Linked DNA regions of Homo sapiens: all the other regions are linked to region 1. The links are chromatin contacts, found by Hi-C or POLR2A ChIA-PET in ENCODE. All regions are on one chromosome and are shown on one strand. Each heading gives the region's core, a stretch centred on a gene start or an enhancer-like site at or near the end of the contact. The rest is flanking DNA. Distances are from core to core; before and after follow the strand shown.

Region 1 (2,517 bases), core at 11-2,510:
GTTTTGCAGAGACAGGGTCTCACTATGTTGCCCAGGCTGGTCTTGATCTCCTGGCCTCATGTGATCCCTCCTGCCTCAGCCTCCCAAAGTGCTGGGATTACAGGCATATGCCACTATGCCTAGCCACTTCTTGCTTTAAACCATACTTTTTTCCAAGCTATTATTATCAATTACTATGATCACTATTTAGGGATAGAGATATTAGGGGCTTATGAATCAGTTTTAACCTGTCATGACAATAATAAGAAACAGAATATCATCAATACATATTATTGAATATAATCATGCGGTTGTTTATAATACTAATAAGCATTTGCATAGAACTTTTTATTTTAATCCCCTTTTCATATACAGTATTTTAATTAATCTTTACAATAACCCTGTGCAGTAGATATTATCAATACCCTATTTTACAGATGACAAAAATGAGATTGAGAGAGGATTAGTGATTTCTGAGTCACCAGCTAGGAACTTGGCTACTCTTCCATGCTGTCTCATATGAAAGGTGAATAGGATAGCTACTTATTTTTGTATTCTTCATATTTGCCTAAGTAATATATTCAAGTGTGTTTTTTTTTAAGTTCAAAGAGTTTACAGAAAAGCAGATCCCCCATTTTCCCTCCAAGAGGCAACCAATAGAACCAGTTTCTTGGAATCCTCCTGGAGAGTTTTTGCAAATACAATTATCTAGGCATACAACTTACCCCCCTCCTGCTCCAACCTCATTTTGCCCTAACAATAGTAGCAGACTGTATACATTGTTCTTTTTTTGCTGTTTCACTTGAGAGTCTACCTTGAAGACTGTTACACATCAGTGCATGTAGTTCTGTCTTAGGTGTTTAAACGACCGCAGTGTTTCATTGCCTTCCCACGATCTTTAAATTAATACCTTGCTTAATGACTAATTCTTAAAGGTGAAAAGGAGAATGTTGCGGAAACTGAGAAAGCAAGTTCAGAAGCCCCAGAAGAACTTATAGTGGAAGCTGAGGTGGTAGATGCTGAAGAAAGTCCCAGTGCTACAGTTGTGGTCATAAAAGAGGCATCTGCCTGTCCAGGTCACGTGGAGGCTGCTCCGGAGACCACAGCAGTCAGTGCTGAAACCGGGCCAGAGGTCACAGATGCAGCGGCGAGGGAAACCACGGAAGTAAACCCTGAAACAACCCCAGAGGTTACAAATGCTGCCCTGGATGAAGCTGTCACCATCGATAATGATAAAGATACAACAAAGAACGAAACCTCTGATGAATATGCTGAACTAGAAGAAGAAAATTCTCCAGCTGAGTCAGAGTCCTCTGCTGGAGATGATTTACAGGAGGAAGCCAGTGTTGGCTCTGAGGCTGCTTCGGCTCAAGGCTAATCTCCAGCCGGTAGACATTTCAGCAACAAATGCCATAGGGTGTCTGATAAGTGCTTTTGTGTTTTTAGTACACTTAGTTTAAAAAAAAAAAGACTTATTTTCTAGAAAACGTTAATGGGTCTTGAAGATTTTTGGCATCCACTGATAGATTTTAGGACTGAGAGACTTGAGATTGTACATTTCTTACTACTCTTCTACTGTCTGAGATCAGAATATGACATTGCAGTAAAGAGCTTAAATAGTTTCATCTTTGGTTTTTTTTTCTAGACACTTTTCTTTTATCCCAGTCATCTCTGAATTTACATTTTATATTAAAGAAATTGAGCTATCCATACAACCTGTATTTACTTTAATTTCACTATGCTTTCAGCTTACTTTATTGTATGATATGTAGGTCTAAAATATAGTTTGAGTCAAATAAAATTAGAAAAGCTTTGGTGCTTCTACTTTTTTCACTAATATTTGCATGTACAAATAATACATATTAACATACAGGTACATAACATCACATGAGAAATGTAGGCTTTCGTAATATTATTGAAGAAAGAGCATATAATCTATGGAGAACCCTGCATGTAACAATATGTATGCCCTCTCCCATCTATAGTACTTACACAGGGGACTATGTAGATATTTTCTGTTTCAGTTCAGTTCAAACAATATTTATTGAAGATTAGCACTTTGTGCCAGGAATCTTTCATTCATTCACGTGTTCAACAAATATTAGCTGAGCACTTACAACATAATAGGTATTGTTTTAAGTGCTCCCGGTTTATATTCTAGAGTGGAACCAGGTAAGAAGACAAATGAGAAAATGATATAGTGTGTTAGGTACTGATAAGTGCTAAGGATAAAAGTAACGAAAATAAAAGGATTGTAAGTGTTAGTCTGAGGTGGAAGTTGTAATTTTAGATAGGATGGCCAAAAGAGGCCTTACTAGGAAGGTGTCTTTTGCGTAGAAACCTGAAAGATATATAAGGGACCATCTAATGGTAGGAGTTAGGGGAATCAGCCAGGTAAGGGAACAGAAAAGGGCAAAGGATCTAAAACAGGATCCTGCTGGGAATTTGAGGAATTGCGAGGTGGCCAGTGTGGCTAAAGTGGAGTGAAAAAGAGGGAGAGTAGCCAGAGATGGTCTCAGAGAGAAAGGGAGTGGGTAG
Region 2 (2,517 bases), core at 8-2,507, 980 kb before region 1:
ATCCTGCTGAAGAGTGAGGCCATGCCCTATCTAATATGACCCTGCAGTCCCTATCTGAAGCAACATATGGACCATAGGTGGTGGTACCCGCTTGGTTATAAGCATAATTGTGATGATTAGCCTTGATGGTACCCAAGGAGTATTTTTAGATTATTTAAAGAGACAGAGCAAAGCAATTCTTTGCATTATCAGGTTGTTATTGGTGGTGGTGGTGATATGTGTGTGTCTGTGTTAAGGCAAAATGGGAAAGCTCACCACCTGCTTCTGTGAATGTTGAAATATAATAAACACTGTTCTCACTGGGGATGTGCTGGTTCATAGCAGGAAAAAACAGCCGTGATTTTCAGAAAAGGAAAACCAGTGGCTAATGAAAACCATCCAGATAATTGAGTTTATTAATCTATTTGGCTTTAAGTCATCTTTCTCCACCATTTCCTAGTCTCTAAGTTCACAAGCTGTTTTGAAGCTCAGCTCCCTCCCTAATTCTCCCAAGGCAGCTGTGCGATAAATAACACTCCTTGCCCTCTCCTCAAACAACAGAAAGTGTTGGTTTTGGAGAACACCTGGGGAGTGAGTCCCCAGACATGCACACACCATTTTCAGACCGGGAAGTCCCTTTGAGGCGGTACTCACTGGACCCTGAACCCCAATCATCTCAGGAAGGAAATTAAGAAACTGCAGTGTTAGCTGAGTCCTTTGCCCATGTTCATTCTGTGCTGCTTCTCGGCCTTGCTGCCCCTCCAGCACCCAGACTGGCTACACTCTACACAAGAGCAGTCTCCGCTGCAGCTTTTACTTCCTGGTGACAGCCTGGCTGCCCTAGTAGGCGGGGATTTTCTCTTTTGTTGGAGCCCTTACAACTAAATTTATGACTCTTTTATTAGTTTGGCAGGTGCTTTAAGTGAGAGAGGAAAGAAGTGGCATAGCTTGCAATGTAGTTTCCGTTTGGAAAACGAGGAAATAGAAGTATTTATCCACAGTCATTTTCTGCTAAAAGCTTGCAAAGTTTTCAGGTATCATTAAGAAGGGGCCTTCTCACTGCTTCAAGCCTAGGTTTCTGGAACATGAAGGCTAGAGGGAGTCTGTAAGATCATGAAAACTTCTGCTGGTAGGAAAGGGGCCTAGACAGAGAAGTTAAATAACATGCCCAAGATCCTGCATTGCACAGCGAGCGAGAGCTCCAACACTAATGCCTGGATCAGCTCATTTCCCTGCATCTCACCACAACCGCGCCCCACTTCCTCTTTATCTCAATTTCTCTCTCTTTTCCTCCCTCCTCTGTATCACCTTCAAAAGGAACCTTTTTTGGTGGGCCTAGGAAGAAACAGTAAATCTATGGAAGAGACAAAGAAGGTTGCCAGCCTTTTTGCTTGCCTGCCTTCCTCCCTCCACTCCTTCCTTCCTGCCCTTCCCTTCTTCCCCATTCTTCCTTTCTTGATATTCGCTGTTCTGTCCTTGCCCAGGAAATAAAACTGCATTTTAAAGAAAAGTGCTTGTGCATGTGTGTATATGTGAGTGTGTGTGTGCATGTGTGTGAAGTGTGTGTGTGTGTGTGTGGAGTACATGTGTGTAGTGTGTGTAGTGTGTGTGTGTGTGTGTGTGTGTGTGTGTAACCATGACTATCTTTCCGGAATAAGCCAAAAAAAATGTAAATGGCCTTCCAAGCAAGTGGAACATATAAAATGATAGCTTTGTTTGCCTGTTCCTTGAAAACCTTAAAAATCAGTGTGTGGACAAATGATTCACACACCACAGACCCTGGGTTGCTGCCCTTCCTTTTGTTTTTCGAGATCATCCCATTTCCTTTGGGCTTCTCCCGGCTCTCCTCCAATCCACTCCTACCCTTGCCAAGTTGTCTTTTCCATTATTAGACATCCTAATAAACACTCCTAATAAATGCAGACCCTATAAACCAATCCAGGATGCTGCTTTTGGCTCCTCTGCCACCTTTAGGAAAGACTGATACCTGCATTAACTTTGTCATCTGTCCTGGAGAAACCCAGCTGAGATCTCTAACATATTCTGCTGCAAGCTGCAATATAATGGACATATTTAGTGTACATTCTGTTGTTAAATGGAATCTGCATTTCTAAGTGAACTAAAAATGCTTAATTATTAATAAACTCCCCAGGGATTGGTGACATTTGGAATGATTTTATCATGCTGTAGATATTTAACAACACAATATGTATGGTGGTATCTAATTCAACCTCTTTTGTTTAAAAGAACCTTCCTCCCAAAGTCATTTGGACTCATACACTATGTAGATTAGTCTCTGAGCATCCAGACCCAGGTAGAGGTAGAGGGAAGTCACTGAAAAATGGGATGGAGTTGAAGCTAGGGCAACAGTGCAGGGAGGGGTGGAAAGAGGCACCGAGGAGCCACATCCTGGGAGCTGGAATTGGTTTGGGGTGGGCTACAACAGGAGCTTTCATTGAGGCGGAGGCAATGGTGGCAATAAAAAGTTAATGGAAAGATCACAGGACTAGGAATTAGGGTGCCAGGCTTCTAGTTCTG
Region 3 (2,517 bases), core at 10-2,509, 850 kb before region 1:
TATATTACCATGCGTGGTTATCTGTGAAAATCCTTAAAAATGTGTAACACAAATTACCCTTAGAATTACTAGATTAATCTTTCCTTCTTAATCTGAACTATTGACTTCTGATATTGTCTGATGTGCTTAGAGAAACTGTTGGGCTCCTTTGATAATCTCATGTTTTTGTAATTTTATTAAGGATATACCTATAATTTAGAAACATTTTATTTGTATTTTTATGAGACTTGGAAGGTGGCATCAGATTAGATCAATTTTTCTATTCTCTATTAATAATTTTGAGATTATATATACACATACGTATATATGTGTATATATATATATACCTGTATACACATACATACATACATATATATTTATATATTTTTTTAGACAGGGTCTCGCTCTGTCACCCAGGCTAGAATGCAGTGGTGCAATCATGGCTCACTGCAATATTTTGCAGTATAAAAAACTGATTTGGAATCCCTTGCTTTGTCTCTGATTAAGCATTTGTATATTTTCTTAAGGAAATAAATATTCTGTAAGTCATACTTTTAAAGTTATATAGTTAGAGTATGCTTAAAAACATAAAACCACATTAAAGTTTAACTTATTTTTGGAAGTTAGGTTTTAATGTGGTCAGCAGCACCAAGTAAAAGTGTAAATTTAGAAACAGCTTTTAAAAGTCTTACTTGAAAGAGAATAGTAAGTGTGTAAGAAAATACGAGGGAGATATTTGGATCAATATAATTAGGAACCCCAAACATTTGCTTTGGGTTATAGTAAATAAGATGCCAGATAATGGCTTTCCCCATAATTAGGATTTTGCTTGTAATAAGACCCTAAAAATCACCCCAGATCACACTAAGGGTAAAAGGAAGAGACTAGAGAAATCCCCATTTTGAGAACTTTAAAATTTTTCTAAGGAAGAGGAAATAGAGCTTTTTAAATTCTGCTGTGGAAGAGGAAAGACAGTCCAAGTCTGGAACTCAGCATGTTCTGCAAGCTAGAGATCTAACATGAGTGGAGGTCCTGGGTTAATAGTGAGAACACTCTGAGTGCTAGTATTACAGAAGGTGATCTCCATAGCTATACTCTGTGTCTGTATGTAAAGTGCCCTATGCTTTTAAAAAAATCTCATCTGTGAAGGGAGATGGAAACCCAAGTGCTGATCTTTTGTCATCAATAACAATCCCTAGTCACATCTTTACAAGGTAAGTGTTACCATTCATTTGGGTTGACTGTGTTTAGCTTTCTAAAAACCTGCTGCCATTTCAGTTGAGTGAAGCATGATTCACTTCCTGCCCTGTAGGGTATACACCAGCCTTAATGGTTTCGTCTGGATGTGGCCAGAGCTGTGGAGGATGGAGGGAATGGCAACTTTTGAAGCAGTGGGGTTAGAGGTTAGAGTGGCAGTCTCTAACGTGACTTTCTGAAGGAATTGAATCCAGGCAGTTGGCTCCACGTGACTTGTGTTCTCTTTTGTATTTCTTTGTCAGCCTCCCTGTCCTTTTACTGAAGTAGAATAGACACCGTCTTGGTTTCTGGTGATTGGCAATAGCCCTGAACATGCAAGAGAAATGTTCTCTATATAGGTGTCATTTTCAGGAGGGCTAGTTTTGAGTAAGGATCTTCCTGAATAGGAGCTGATTCCCTGGGGGCCCTGGATATTATAGAGTTGTTTTGAACACATGAACACATGAAAAAAGGTAAAGAATTCAGAAATTTAAGAACACAGTATAACTTGATTAATTTGAGCCCAGATGTTAATAATTTGTGGTATTGTCATAAGGCTTTTTGCCTTATATGAAGGAGTGCTTGTAAACAGACTAATAGTAAATAAAGCAGGCATGGGAAGGACATTTAACCTATTCAGCAAGATAAACTACTTTTATTTAGAATAATCTTTTTTAAAAAAGGGAAACAATGAAATAATTGCAAATAAAATTACCAACTAAAGGATCTTAAAGGACATTTATTTGGCAAATATATGTACTCTATATATTTGTATATACTTAAAAGTAATTCCAATTTTCTATTATTCCATGTCACCTTCCACTAGTGTGAATTAGTAAATATTTTCTATATTTAAATAGACATTTTCATTTTCAGTTTCTTTGTATTTGGTGGGAAAACTTTTTATATTCAAACCTAATTGAAAAAGAATGATTTTTACATTATAAAAAAGAATCTTAATTTCACAAAAATTTGACCTTAATATTCATCTAATGGTAAGATTTTGCCCTACAAATGTTTTGCAGAGACATGTCAATTGGATAAATTGAGTACACTTGCTTTTTGCTCTTTATGTACCTGTTTCCAATTCCAGATTAAGGAATGTTTTGTATGTGTCCAGAGTCACCAAAAAATGAACTTATGTACCTGCTCTTAAGTCTCTCACTTGCTTCTGAATATCTGTAGTCCTGGGGTCTGCTGAAGGCACTGATCACCTCCCAGATCAGTCTTGGTGTTAGTCTCCTGCACTCATTAATTTGTGTTATTGTGGATGAAAATATTTACTCTTATGCATTAATTTGC
Region 4 (2,517 bases), core at 14-2,513, 680 kb before region 1:
GTGAGGACAGTCCGAGGTTGGTAGGGATTTTTACACCCCAGGTGTGGTCTATAAACTGCAGAGTTTGAGAAGCACTATTTTACGCAGGAGGCCAAACATTAAGTTCAGCTTTTGTCCCTGCTCATGTGTAACCCCAGGTCCCAGAACTGCCCCACTGCATATCTCTGGACAGAGAGACCCCCTGCCTACCTGATCACTTCATACATTGAACCACCTCGAACTAAATAACTTCCCTATTATCTAACCCAGATAGAGCCAAGAAAAGAGGGATTCCAGAATCCCCAACTCACAGTCTGCCTATAAAGCATTATAGTGATATTATAATGGCCCTTCTTTTTGTTTGTTTGTCTTTTGAGATGGAGTTTCGCTTTTGTCCCTTAGGCTGGAGTGCAATGGCACGATCTCGGCTCACTGCAGCCTCTGCCTCCTGGGTTCAAGCGATTCTCCTGCCTCAGCCTCTGAAGTAGCTGGGATCACAGGCACCCGCCGCTACACACGGCTAATTTTTTGTATTTTTAGTAGAGACAGGGTTTCACCATGGCGGCCAGGCTGGTCTCAAACTCCTGACCTCAAGTGATCTGCCCGCTTCAGCCTCCCAAAGTGTTAGGATTACAGGTGTGAGCCACTGCACGCAGCCTAATAGCCCTTCGTAAGCTTTAATTTAATGGCTCCATCCTTCTTCACCCCTTGGCCCCCCTTAATACTAGACTTGCTACCCAGAAATTTTCTGGGATCTTTTTTTGCTTACCAAACTTTCCTGCTACTGGAGACAAAAAAAAAAAAAGAACAAAAACAAATTAGCAATGTAAAGAACATTTGTTGAGTTCAGTGTTGGAGAGAGCAGTTCACAGAGCTGCCGAGAAGCCACAGCTGACCCTTTCCTCTCTCCTCTTGGTAGGAGCCAGCTGCAAGGAGAGGGACCTAAGGTGGTAGAGGGAATGGCTCCCTCCTCCACAGCTCTGCATGCGTCAGCCCCCAAAATAGAAATGCGGGGACCAAGTTGTGATGGCAGGGAAACAGCAGAAAGAGGTGAGGCTGCCTGTGCTCCCTGCCCTCCAGGCCTCCACAGGCCAACCTGTGACCTCACTGGTGGGCCTCCAGAAGCAGGGAAAGACAGAGGCCCAGCATCACCTTTCCATTTCCGCATTTGTTTTCTCTTCCTTGCTGGTGTGCATTGACTCTGTGGTCACTGTTCTCCATGTCAGCACATTCAAAATTGCTGACTGTCAACACTGAAGGCAGCGTGGCTGCTACTGAAGAAGCCACAAGGAAAACAGCTTTGGGCAATGGTGGATGTTCTTGGTGTGACACATTTCTAGCTCCCAGCACAGGCCCTTTACAAAGAACAGGGCTTTGTGGTTTGGGTAGGATGGGGAGAAAGAAAGAGGGAGGGAGAGAGAGAAGGAGGCTTGGCTTGTTGAGATCTTTTGTTAAGGAAATAAATATTGGTTTCCTAGAATTTGAACAGCTGAAATGGGAGATTGGCAGTAAGCAAAATGTGATTGTAACAATCAAACCCACGTGCAGACAGAAGTTGGGAGTCATTAGGGCAATGAGGTTGTTCTTCACGATCTTGGGAGGAAAGAAAAGGTGACCAAAATGCCATTTAGTAACCCGATGGCCTCTTCAAGCCCTTCAGGCTGGCCCAGAGCTGCAGGCAAAGCTTTGATGGTGTGGGTGGTGCTGTTCCCTTGGGCAGAGCTTGGCTGGAGGACTCTTAGCAGGGTGGCCGCAAGTCTCTGGGGCCCCTACTTGGGGACTTACACAGACCAGGCTGTATGTCTTTGTAGCTTGTCAAACCACAACTATTCACAGAAGGCGTGTGGTTTAGAATCTACCACAGTCAAACCCGGGAGAATGTGTTACCCAGTTCCAGAAAGGTTGCTAGTTTGTGTGCTGTAATGGAAAGTGGCCAACTTTATCTTTTCTTATAAGAACTACAATGGGCAATCAGGATGGAGGCTTGATCTACAGGACTCTCTACTGAGGGTCTCCTGTGAAAAAGGTGATAGGAGGGAGGTGCTGGTTGTATTAATCAGAGTCCTCTAGAGACAGAACAAATAGAGGATAAAGAGAGAATTCATTTTAAAGAACTGGCTTATTTGACTGTGGGGGCTGGCAAGTCCAAAATCTGTAGACCAGACTACCAGGCTAGAAATTCAAGTTAAGAGTTAATATTGGCCAGGCATGGTGGCTCATGCCTGTAATCCCAGCACTTTGGGAGACCAAGGCAGGCAGATCACGAGGTCAGGAGTTTGAGACCAGCCTGGCCAGCATGGTGAAACCCCGTCTCTACTAAAAATACAAAAAATTAGCCGGGCATGGTGGTGTGCATCTGTAATCCCAGCTACTCAGGAAGCTGAGGCAGGAGAATTGCTTGAACCTGGGAGGCGGAGGTTGCAGTGAGCTGAGATCACACCACTGCACTCCAGCCTGGGCAACAGATCAAGACTGTCTCCAAAAAAAAATCGTTAATATTGCAGTCTTGAGTCCAAAATCTGCAGGCTGGAAGCATAG

The links. Hi-C counts contacts between places; a loop is a spot of excess contacts on that map. ChIA-PET counts read pairs that join two places held with the same protein, here RNA polymerase II (POLR2A). Pooled maps may share reads with other maps.
Region 2: a pooled map shows a loop between it and region 1 (5-fold over the local background). The contact joins two enhancer-like sites. A Hi-C loop is called at or near these places in 1 of 37 single-sample maps with no recorded cell type and 1 of 50 pooled maps. POLR2A ChIA-PET finds 5 or more read pairs at or near these places in 2 of 52 experiments (activated CD4-positive, alpha-beta T cell and activated T-cell).
Region 3: a pooled map shows a loop between it and region 1 (13-fold over the local background). The contact joins two enhancer-like sites. A Hi-C loop is called at or near these places in 5 of 37 single-sample maps with no recorded cell type and 4 of 50 pooled maps.
Region 4: a pooled map shows a loop between it and region 1 (5-fold over the local background). The contact joins two enhancer-like sites. A Hi-C loop is called at or near these places in 1 of 37 single-sample maps with no recorded cell type and 5 of 50 pooled maps. POLR2A ChIA-PET finds 5 or more read pairs at or near these places in 1 of 52 experiments (activated naive CD4-positive, alpha-beta T cell).

What each region holds. Positions count from the first base shown.
Region 1 is chr4:139,265,439-139,267,955 of GRCh38, reverse strand. MGARP (mitochondria localized glutamic acid rich protein) reads left to right here. Exons shown (of 4, transcript NM_032623.4): 4 at 915-1,791. The coding sequence ends at 1,357. Among named protein-coding and RNA genes, the nearest start is that of MGARP, 14 kb to the left of the region's middle. RefSeq lists a silencer at 702-801 and enhancers at 942-1,271, 610-1,809. Within about 2 kb of position 1,260, at least 24 of the 41 ENCODE cell types and tissues checked have a DNase peak (open chromatin) inside an H3K27ac peak, as active enhancers do.
Region 2 is chr4:140,241,776-140,244,292 of GRCh38, reverse strand. It overlaps LOC124900784 (a long non-coding RNA gene), which reads right to left. Exons shown (of 2, transcript XR_007058280.1): 2 at 374-2,517. Among named protein-coding and RNA genes, the nearest start is that of MAML3, 89 kb to the right of the region's middle. RefSeq lists a silencer at 650-839. Within about 2 kb of position 1,257, at least 20 of the 41 ENCODE cell types and tissues checked have a DNase peak (open chromatin) inside an H3K27ac peak, as active enhancers do.
Region 3 is chr4:140,115,458-140,117,974 of GRCh38, reverse strand. The region is part of intron 1 of MAML3 (mastermind like transcriptional coactivator 3); the gene reads left to right. Among named protein-coding and RNA genes, the nearest start is that of MAML3-AS1, 11 kb to the left of the region's middle. Within about 2 kb of position 1,259, at least 3 of the 41 ENCODE cell types and tissues checked have a DNase peak (open chromatin) inside an H3K27ac peak, as active enhancers do.
Region 4 is chr4:139,950,002-139,952,518 of GRCh38, reverse strand. The region is part of intron 1 of MAML3 (mastermind like transcriptional coactivator 3); the gene reads left to right. Among named protein-coding and RNA genes, the nearest start is that of MAML3-AS1, 180 kb to the left of the region's middle. Within about 2 kb of position 1,263, at least 2 of the 41 ENCODE cell types and tissues checked have a DNase peak (open chromatin) inside an H3K27ac peak, as active enhancers do.